Linked DNA regions of Homo sapiens: region 1 is linked to region 2. The links are chromatin contacts, found by Hi-C in ENCODE. All regions are on one chromosome and are shown on one strand. Each heading gives the region's core, a stretch centred on a gene start or an enhancer-like site at or near the end of the contact. The rest is flanking DNA. Distances are from core to core; before and after follow the strand shown. Region 1 holds the start of FIRRE (firre intergenic repeating RNA element). Region 2 overlaps FIRRE (firre intergenic repeating RNA element).

Region 1 (4,035 bases), core at 201-2,700, 37 kb after region 2:
AAGCATATTTAAATTAAATTTATATATGCATCATGTTTTAGATGCAAACTTTTCACTGCTCATTCCTGGGTAACTGAAATTGTCATGAAATATTTGCAAGACCTGGATTTTAGATAATAAAATATTTGCAATGAGCTTCTTGATTGACTAATTCATTAAAGAATGTTAGGTTCTCAATTTTTAAAAAATTTATACACAGGACATAATACCTATAATGCCACCACTCAAGTATCTTAATTTTGATACCTGCCTTACCTAATCATTAGTATGCTGACTATATATATATATATATATACATGCTAACATTGGAACAGGCACTATGTGCTTATGCCTCAGAACATTAGGGTTTCTTTTGTTTATATTTTTCAAAACTTATACCAAAATTTTATCTTAAAATTTTATGTAAAATCTATAAAGTTGAAACGCATACTCACTCTAACACTGACCATGATTATGCATGATATGCATAATGCATATATATGTATAAGCATTAGATAGATAGGTCCAAGTTACCTGGTTACAGGCCTAGAGGGAAAAGAAAATGATTGCACCTATTATATATATATTTACTTCTCTTTATTTATTTATTTTTATTCAGCCTCTGGGAGCATGGACTATCCTTTTCTTTAAAGACAATTGAATGCAAACTGGATACAGTTTTGCACAAATTCTTCAACACCACCTTATACCATTTGCATACATGAATGACAATGTATATTTGAGTGCTTGGATTTTTTTTGTATCTTACTCTAGAAGACCTTTCTATTTCAAGAAATTACAAAAGTTACACCCACTGTTGGCACCGTTTAGATTTTAAGAAATTATAAGTAGAAAGTAAACGGTACTTCAATCACAACAAGAAATAGCCACTTAAAAATATCCTTGCCATACATTCTTATATCTTCACTTTGCACAAATAATATACACTTAAAAAATGTTCAAATTCTCTTGTACTTTGAATGCTAAAACAAGTTTTCCTCATTTGTAACTTGAATGCTCTTCAAATCTCATTAAGTATTCTTTAGAATAATGACAGGTTTTAAAATCTTGCCACATGTTTTTGCATTTCTAGAAATAATCATGCTTCTTTACAATGTACCTGCTATAACAGCCATGTATGGAGAAGTGAAGCGAGGTCACAGGTAATGCCACCTCCAGCAGACAAGAACTTTTAAAATGTGGGTTCATCTTCAATCCTCTTCACTCGGTTTTGGTTCTCATCTGTTTGTGCGTGGTCAGCTCTCCTAGCAAAAGTGCTAACCCTTCTTGGTTTGGCGGGCTGATCCCATTTCTCTTCAAGGTCCTCCTAGCTGCAAGCAATTTGGTTGCACCTGGGACCTCCAGCAAGCACATGGCATCCTTTTATAAGCAACCTGGTATTGTCTGGTTCTCTGCAGTGACTCTGCTACCACAAAGGTCCTAGGCCCCAGAGCCTGAAGGCACCACGTGTCAGCCTTTCCCAGACTCTCAGGGGCGGGGAGAGAGACGAATACCCACAGGCCCAGTACTTCGTTGGTTGGTGGCTTCCTCCAGTCCCGCCCATACTGGGAGAATACCAAGACCCCACCCTACAACTTCCTGGGCCTGGACTTCCTGCCAGAGGCCGACTTAGTCTTCCCTCCCCACGGGCCAGTTCCTACACCTGGACCTCACTCTGTCCAGAGCTTCAGGTAGGCCTCAGGAGGTGGAACTAAGATCCAGCTCATGGTCCGAGCCTGCTCAGCCTCTAACAGAATGGAACTTTCCAATATAAGCCCTCTAAGGGATGGGGCTTTTTCCAGAAATTTCCTCACGATGGCAGTGTTGCTCCTGGAATTCTATCCAATACTGCCCCCAAGCCCTCTTCTCCCGCCCGTCTGGTATGAAAAAAAAATGTGACCAACAGATTAAGGCACCAGGAAATATGGCTGACTTGAGAAACTCGCTCATACTATTGTGATTTTGCTTTTGGTTTTTCATCTGAAATCAAACTGGCGCCTAAACCTACACTCTCATCAGGGGTCTTTTCAGTTCAAGAACTCAATTTCCACTTACCTAGTCTTCACAGTTCTGCTTTTTCTTCACCTAACTTTTTCTCATGGTACTAAATTGTCTTGGTGTATCAGGGGTCAAACCTCAGGGATCCAGGCCTAGAGGGAAAAGCAAATGGTTGCATCTAAGGGCTTGGAGAAGAGCAAATCCATGTTGTTCTTGCCTGACTCACTTCCCAGGTTTCCCGGGAGTCCTACTCAATTTCTGGCCTAGGCACTAGGCCTGTGTGTTGAGGGAGAAGCAGTTGTCTGGAACCCTAAGCTAAGTGTCTAGATGGTTCTCAAGACTGCGTGCTATACAGTGCCCATTTGGAAGGGTACACAAACTCAAATATGTATAAATTCCAGTCAGAGGAGACTGATACAGTCTCATAGTCAAAATAATTTAAAATCGGAACACAGGCATGTTCCTATGTTCTTATATGACTGTCAATGGTTTCCTGTGACTTTAGTGTGTATATGCTTATCACTTAGGGGTCAATCTTATGGTATTTTATCTTACGTAATTAAGACATGGTGCTTGCAAAGGATTTGCAAAGGATTCAGAAAAGAACCATGTGCTGACCAAGAGTAAAGCACTGTCATAAACAGTACCTATTAGTAATACTGATAAACATCTGGATTATGTTTTGTGAACTAAAAAGTGTCTGAGACAGGTCTCAATAGTTTCAGAAATTTATTTTGCAAGTTTAAGTACACGCATGCCTGGGAGATAGGTCCATGCCTTTCTTCAAAGATGATTTTGAGGGCTTCAATATTTAAAGGGGAAAGGGCAGATACTGGGGAAAGGGGAAGAAATTTTGAAAAGATGTGGGTAGATAAGAGGCAAAGGGTAGCATTCTTTTGAGTCTTTGATCAGCCCTTCATAGGCGAGATGAGGGTAGAGGAATAGTCACGTACACATTCATCTAGCTCAGTGAATCTGCATTTTTTACATAGGATAAAATAAACACAGGGCAGAGGAAGCAATCAGACATGCATTTGTCTCAAGTGAGCGGAGGGAAGACTTTGAGTTCTGTCTTTTGTTCCATACCTGTGAGGATAAGCCAAAATTTACATTGTCAGGGTGAAATTCAACAGAACTGTTTCAGGGTAAAAATCTTGGGGCTCACAAGGAATTTCCTAGTGGGCAAATTGTGAGGGAGATATGTAGCTTTTTGTTTTTGCTTTGTTCAATCATTGTAGCCATCTTATTTAGGAATAAAATGGGAGGCAGGTTTGCCTGACGCAGTTCCCAGCTTGACGTTTCCCTTTGGCTTAGTGATTTTGGGGCCCTGAGATTTATTTTCCTTTCACAGTTTCAACATACACATGCAAACTCATATACTCATGCACTCATTTCAATATATACACATAAACATTTATATTTCGTGTCATACACAATAGTAAGTTTACATTAAAATGAGGTTTATTTGTATGTTATGGTTTGGAGTATACTTTCACTTCTGTTTCCTGGGCAGTTTGTCATTATCATGAAAAATTTGCAAGACCTGAATTTTTAGTAAATGAAACATTAACCAAGAGCTTCTTGATTGCTACATTCAATAACAATATGGTCTCTGAAGACATGTTCACTTCATAAAACACTTATTTAACAACTGGAAATTTAATTCCTATGATGTCTCCTCTCAGGTATCATGATTTGAAGAGCTTCTAATCTTTATTATGCTAACATGTGTATACTCTAAAACAAATATTGAATCACAAGTATAACATGCGTGCATCAGAAAATATAGGATATTCCTTCCTTCTCAAAATTTTAACCTACAATTAAATCTAAAATTTCATCTTATTTTATTTATTTATTATTATATTTTTAGAGACTGGGTCTGGCAAGTCTATGCAATCATGGCTCACTGTAGCCTTGACCTCCAGGCTCAAGCAATCCTCCCACCTCAGCCTCTGGAGTAGCTAGGACCACAGGCACACACCACCACACCCAGCTATTTTTTTCTTTTTTATATTTTTTTGTAGAGAAGGGGTCTCCTTATGTTACCCAGACTGA
Region 2 (4,004 bases), core at 1,141-3,640:
TCTTTAAGTTCTTCTCCAATATTTTGTGATTTTTCAATGTACAAGTCTTTCATCTGTTTAGTGAAATATTCTCCTTAAAATATGATTTATTTTGATGCTATTATAAATGGAATTGCTTTCTTAATTCAATTTTCAGATTGTTCATTGCTAGTGTACACAACTATAACTGATTTTTACGATTTAATGTTCTATCCTGTGGGGCTTGCTGAATATTGTTCATTAGCTCTAATATGGTTTTTCTGCAGTTTAAAGCATTTTTATAATATCATCATCTTTATGAAGAGAGATAATTTCCATTTTTTTTTTCTTTTTTTTCTTTTCAACTTGGATGCCTTTTATATATCTTCATTGTCTGATGACCCTGACTAGAATTTTAAGTGTACAAGAAAAGGGCAAAAGTGTGCATTCTTGCCTTGTTCATGATCTTGGGAGGAAAGCTTTCAGTCTTTCACTCTTGAGTATAATACTACCTGTAGATTTTTTATAAATGCCCCATATATCGTGTTGAGAAAATGATCTTCTAATGATAGATTCTTGATTGTTTTGAGTTGCCTTTCCAGAGAGAGGGACTACAGAAGTTCCCTAATGCATACTTTTCATTGATGTCACTTTCGCCACCTGTTTTTGAATTCGTAGAAACAATCATGCTTCTTGAAAACATACCTGCCACAATAGTCATACATGATAACGTGAAGTGAGATCACGGGTAATGCCATCTCCAACAAATACTATTAAAATGTAGATTGATTTTCAGTCCCTTTCACTGTTTTTGGTTTATGTGTTTATGTACAACAGTCCACTAGAAGAAGATGTAACTCTTCCTTGATTAGCTCAGTGGTTCAATTTCTCTTTATGCCCTTCTAGTCTTCAGACAATTGGGTGCCCTTGAGACCCTCAGAAAACTTACTTGCTCCTGCTACATCCCACCTGGAATTGGTCTGTCCTTGGTGTTCTCACATTGCTGCAACAAATGACTCATGCCTCACAGCAGAGTGACACTGCCTGAAAGCCTGCTAACTCTTGCTCCAAGGGAGAAACATAACGCACCCATCCATTCCCCACGTAGGCACCGTGTAAAGTCTCAGGAAATACTTGAAGTATATGTAACACATGGGAATGTTGTTATTTTGGTGTTAAATGATGCGACCATGAGATATAACTCTGTGTAACCTCGACAGGAATTGAACATATGCATTATGAGTATCATTCCATGTGGAGTATATGTGGCGGGCAGCAATGACAACTATCGGATCCCTCCTCTATGGCTGATGCCAAATTACTGCCTATAGTGCAACACATGAGGCTAGAACATGAAGAACTCCCTGGTTGTCTGGGCGGGGAGCCAGATCAAAGAACACCAGAATTTGTAAATTGCTTGCCAGAGAAGATCTCCAAGTTTCAAGTAATTTTCTCCTTGTGCCTTCATCCCCTGAAAAAGATAATTTTATACCATGAAGTGTACTGGCCCCTTAACTCTGTGAAATAAATCGCACCCTCAAAGTCTTGGACAGGAGGATATTTAATTTCTGAAAGCACAAGATTCTTAATGAAGGCGGGCCTTGTTTGATTTCAAGTGGAAAACAAAAGCAAAAGTGCAGCGGTAAGACCAGCTGGCCCCAAACTGGGCTAAATGCAAGGCAGCCATGTTTGGTGGCGCCTTTGTGGATGCGTGGCGTTTTTTCATACAGGAAGGGCGGGAGTAGAGGGCGCCAAGACCAGACTACTTAGCATATTTGGAGCACTACTGCCATCGTGAGGATGTCGTTTAACGAAACCCTACGCCATTACAGAGTTCTAGTGTGGGCTACCTGTTGGGACAGGTCTGGTCTGGTAAGAGGTGGAAGAGGCTTGGCCTCTATGCTGGGAGGCCTCGCCTACTCCTCTAAGGCTTTAAAAAAGACCTGGACATTGGCGGTATCTTGCTATAGAACCTGGAGTGTGAAGGTTCTAATAGCAAATCCTGTAAACTTCCCTTGGAATAACCCTGTTAATTGTGCGCAACACTCATGCTACCAGAGACCCAAAGATCCATAGCAAGATGACAGCTCGTGGAAAACTTCTGACTCTTGCTCCAAGGGGCAGGAACAGCAAAGAGATGCCCATAAGAGCCTACATGTGTCTTTGAGAGGGTTTCTGCTGTCCTGCCCACACCAGGAGGAACTGAGGCCCCGACCCACGACTTCCTGTACCAGGACCTCCTGGCAGCTGCTGCTTCACTCCAAGCCCCTCAATCTCCAGGTTCTACACCAAGATACCGCCAAATTCCAGTTCTCTCTTCAGGCCTTAGAGGAGAAGGCAACAAGACCTAGTCTGGAGCCCAATCCTCTTCCACCTCCTCACAGACCAGACTTTCCCCCACAGCGAGGCTTCCCGGGAAGGACGCTGTAATAGCCTATTCTGTCTTTAAACGATTTCCTCACGGTGGCAGTAGTGCTTCAGATTTTCAAGGACGCCCTGTCTTGGAGCAGTCTTCTCCCGCCCTTCCTGTCTGAAAAAACGCCACCCAGAGACAAATGCGCCAGGAGACATGGCTGCCTTGCATTTTGCACAGTTTGGGGCAACCTGTGCAAATTCCTGTACTTTTGCTTTTCTTTTCCATGTGAAATCAAGTCAAAGCCTAAACGACCCATCCTCATCAGGAATCTTGTTCTTTCAAGAAATTAAATGTTTTCCAGACTTAGTCTATGTGGGTTGGCTCAGTACTTTCACATGGTATCAAAATGTCTGTCTCAGGCCGGAAATTAGACCGATCAGAGAAGAAAAGCGATAATAAATGGTCAGAAGCCTGGAGATCATCATGAGCCACCAATTCACAAGTCTAGGTGATCTTTGACCTATTCCCCTCCCCAGACAACCAGGGAGTCCTCCTCCATTTTCTCAGTTTATGTGATGAATTGTCAGAAAGTGTTTGGTAGAAGTAGGAAGAGAAGGCCAAGACAGCGCACATCATTGTATGTAATACATTGTTCCACAGGGCATGATACATATACTTACATCTGTATAAACTCCCATTAGAAGTTACACAGTTTTGGGGCAGATGCAGTGGCTCACGCCTGTAATCCCAACACTTTGGGAGGCCGAGGCCGGTGGATCACTTGAGATCAGGAGTTTGAGACCAGCCCGGCCAACATGGTGAAACCCTGTCTCTACTAAAAATACAAAGATGAGCCAGGTGTGGTGGCCCATACCTGTAGTCCCAGCTACTCAGGAGGCTGAGGCAGGAGAATCGCTTGAATCCGGGAGGTGGAGGTTGCAGTGAGCTGAGATCACGCCACTGCACTCCAGCCTGGGCGACAGAATGAGTGAGACTCTGTCTCAAAAAAAAAAAAAAAAAAAAAAGATAGTTACACAGTTTTAAAAATTGTCCTCTGTTTAACAGTGAATAATTTATATTTCCACATGTTCCTATGCCATTAAATATTTTTCAGCTTCTTCTTGTGACTTGAGTGTGTGTGTGTGTGTGTGCCTGCATGTGTGTGTGTGTGTGTTACCTCTTATCTCTTAGGTATCAGTCTTACAATATCTTCTTATTAGCAATGGTGTTTGCAAGCCAGGTACAGTCTTGTGTTCTTGTAGTTTCAGCTTCTTGGAAGGCTGAGGCAGGAGAATAGCTTGGGCCCAGGAGCAGAGCAGCTTGAAGAACATACTGACACCTTAGTCTCTAAAAAAAAAAAATTAAAAAAGAATGATGTTTGCCATATAGTTCAAAAATAATCTTGTGTACATCAAGAAGAATAACACCATCATAAAATCTGTTAAGACAACTGATAACATTTTGGGTTATTTTCTTCCATACTTTTCAATGTATAGATACATACGCCTACTATATTTTGTTCACACAAAAAATAAATCTATATTAAAATTGGATTAATCTGTACATTGTGGTTTGGATCAGACCAGATGTGTATTCTGACAAAGTTTTGAAGGGAAAGTATTTGCTTGCATTAAATGCATGTACAAATTCTCCTTAACATCTTGTTTTGTATAAATAAGTACATACACAC

What was found. Hi-C counts contacts between places; a loop is a spot of excess contacts on that map. Pooled maps may share reads with other maps.
Region 1: a pooled map shows a loop between it and region 2 (4-fold over the local background). The contact joins the promoter of FIRRE here to the enhancer-like site in region 2. A Hi-C loop is called at or near these places in 4 of 168 maps with a recorded cell type or tissue (GM12878, IMR-90, gastrocnemius medialis and 1 more), 10 of 37 single-sample maps with no recorded cell type and 14 of 50 pooled maps.

The regions. Positions count from the first base shown.
Region 1 is chrX:131,829,193-131,833,227 of GRCh38, forward strand. FIRRE (firre intergenic repeating RNA element) reads right to left here and starts at 1,451. Exons shown (of 10, transcript NR_152876.1): 1 at 1,100-1,451.
Region 2 is chrX:131,790,806-131,794,809 of GRCh38, forward strand. It overlaps FIRRE (firre intergenic repeating RNA element), which reads right to left. Exons shown (of 10, transcript NR_152876.1): 3 at 3,492-3,661. Among named protein-coding and RNA genes, the nearest start is that of FIRRE, 38 kb to the right of the region's middle. RefSeq lists enhancers at 1,514-1,883, 2,276-2,570. Within about 2 kb of position 2,391, at least 13 of the 41 ENCODE cell types and tissues checked have a DNase peak (open chromatin) inside an H3K27ac peak, as active enhancers do; they include GM12878, where a contact is called at or near this core.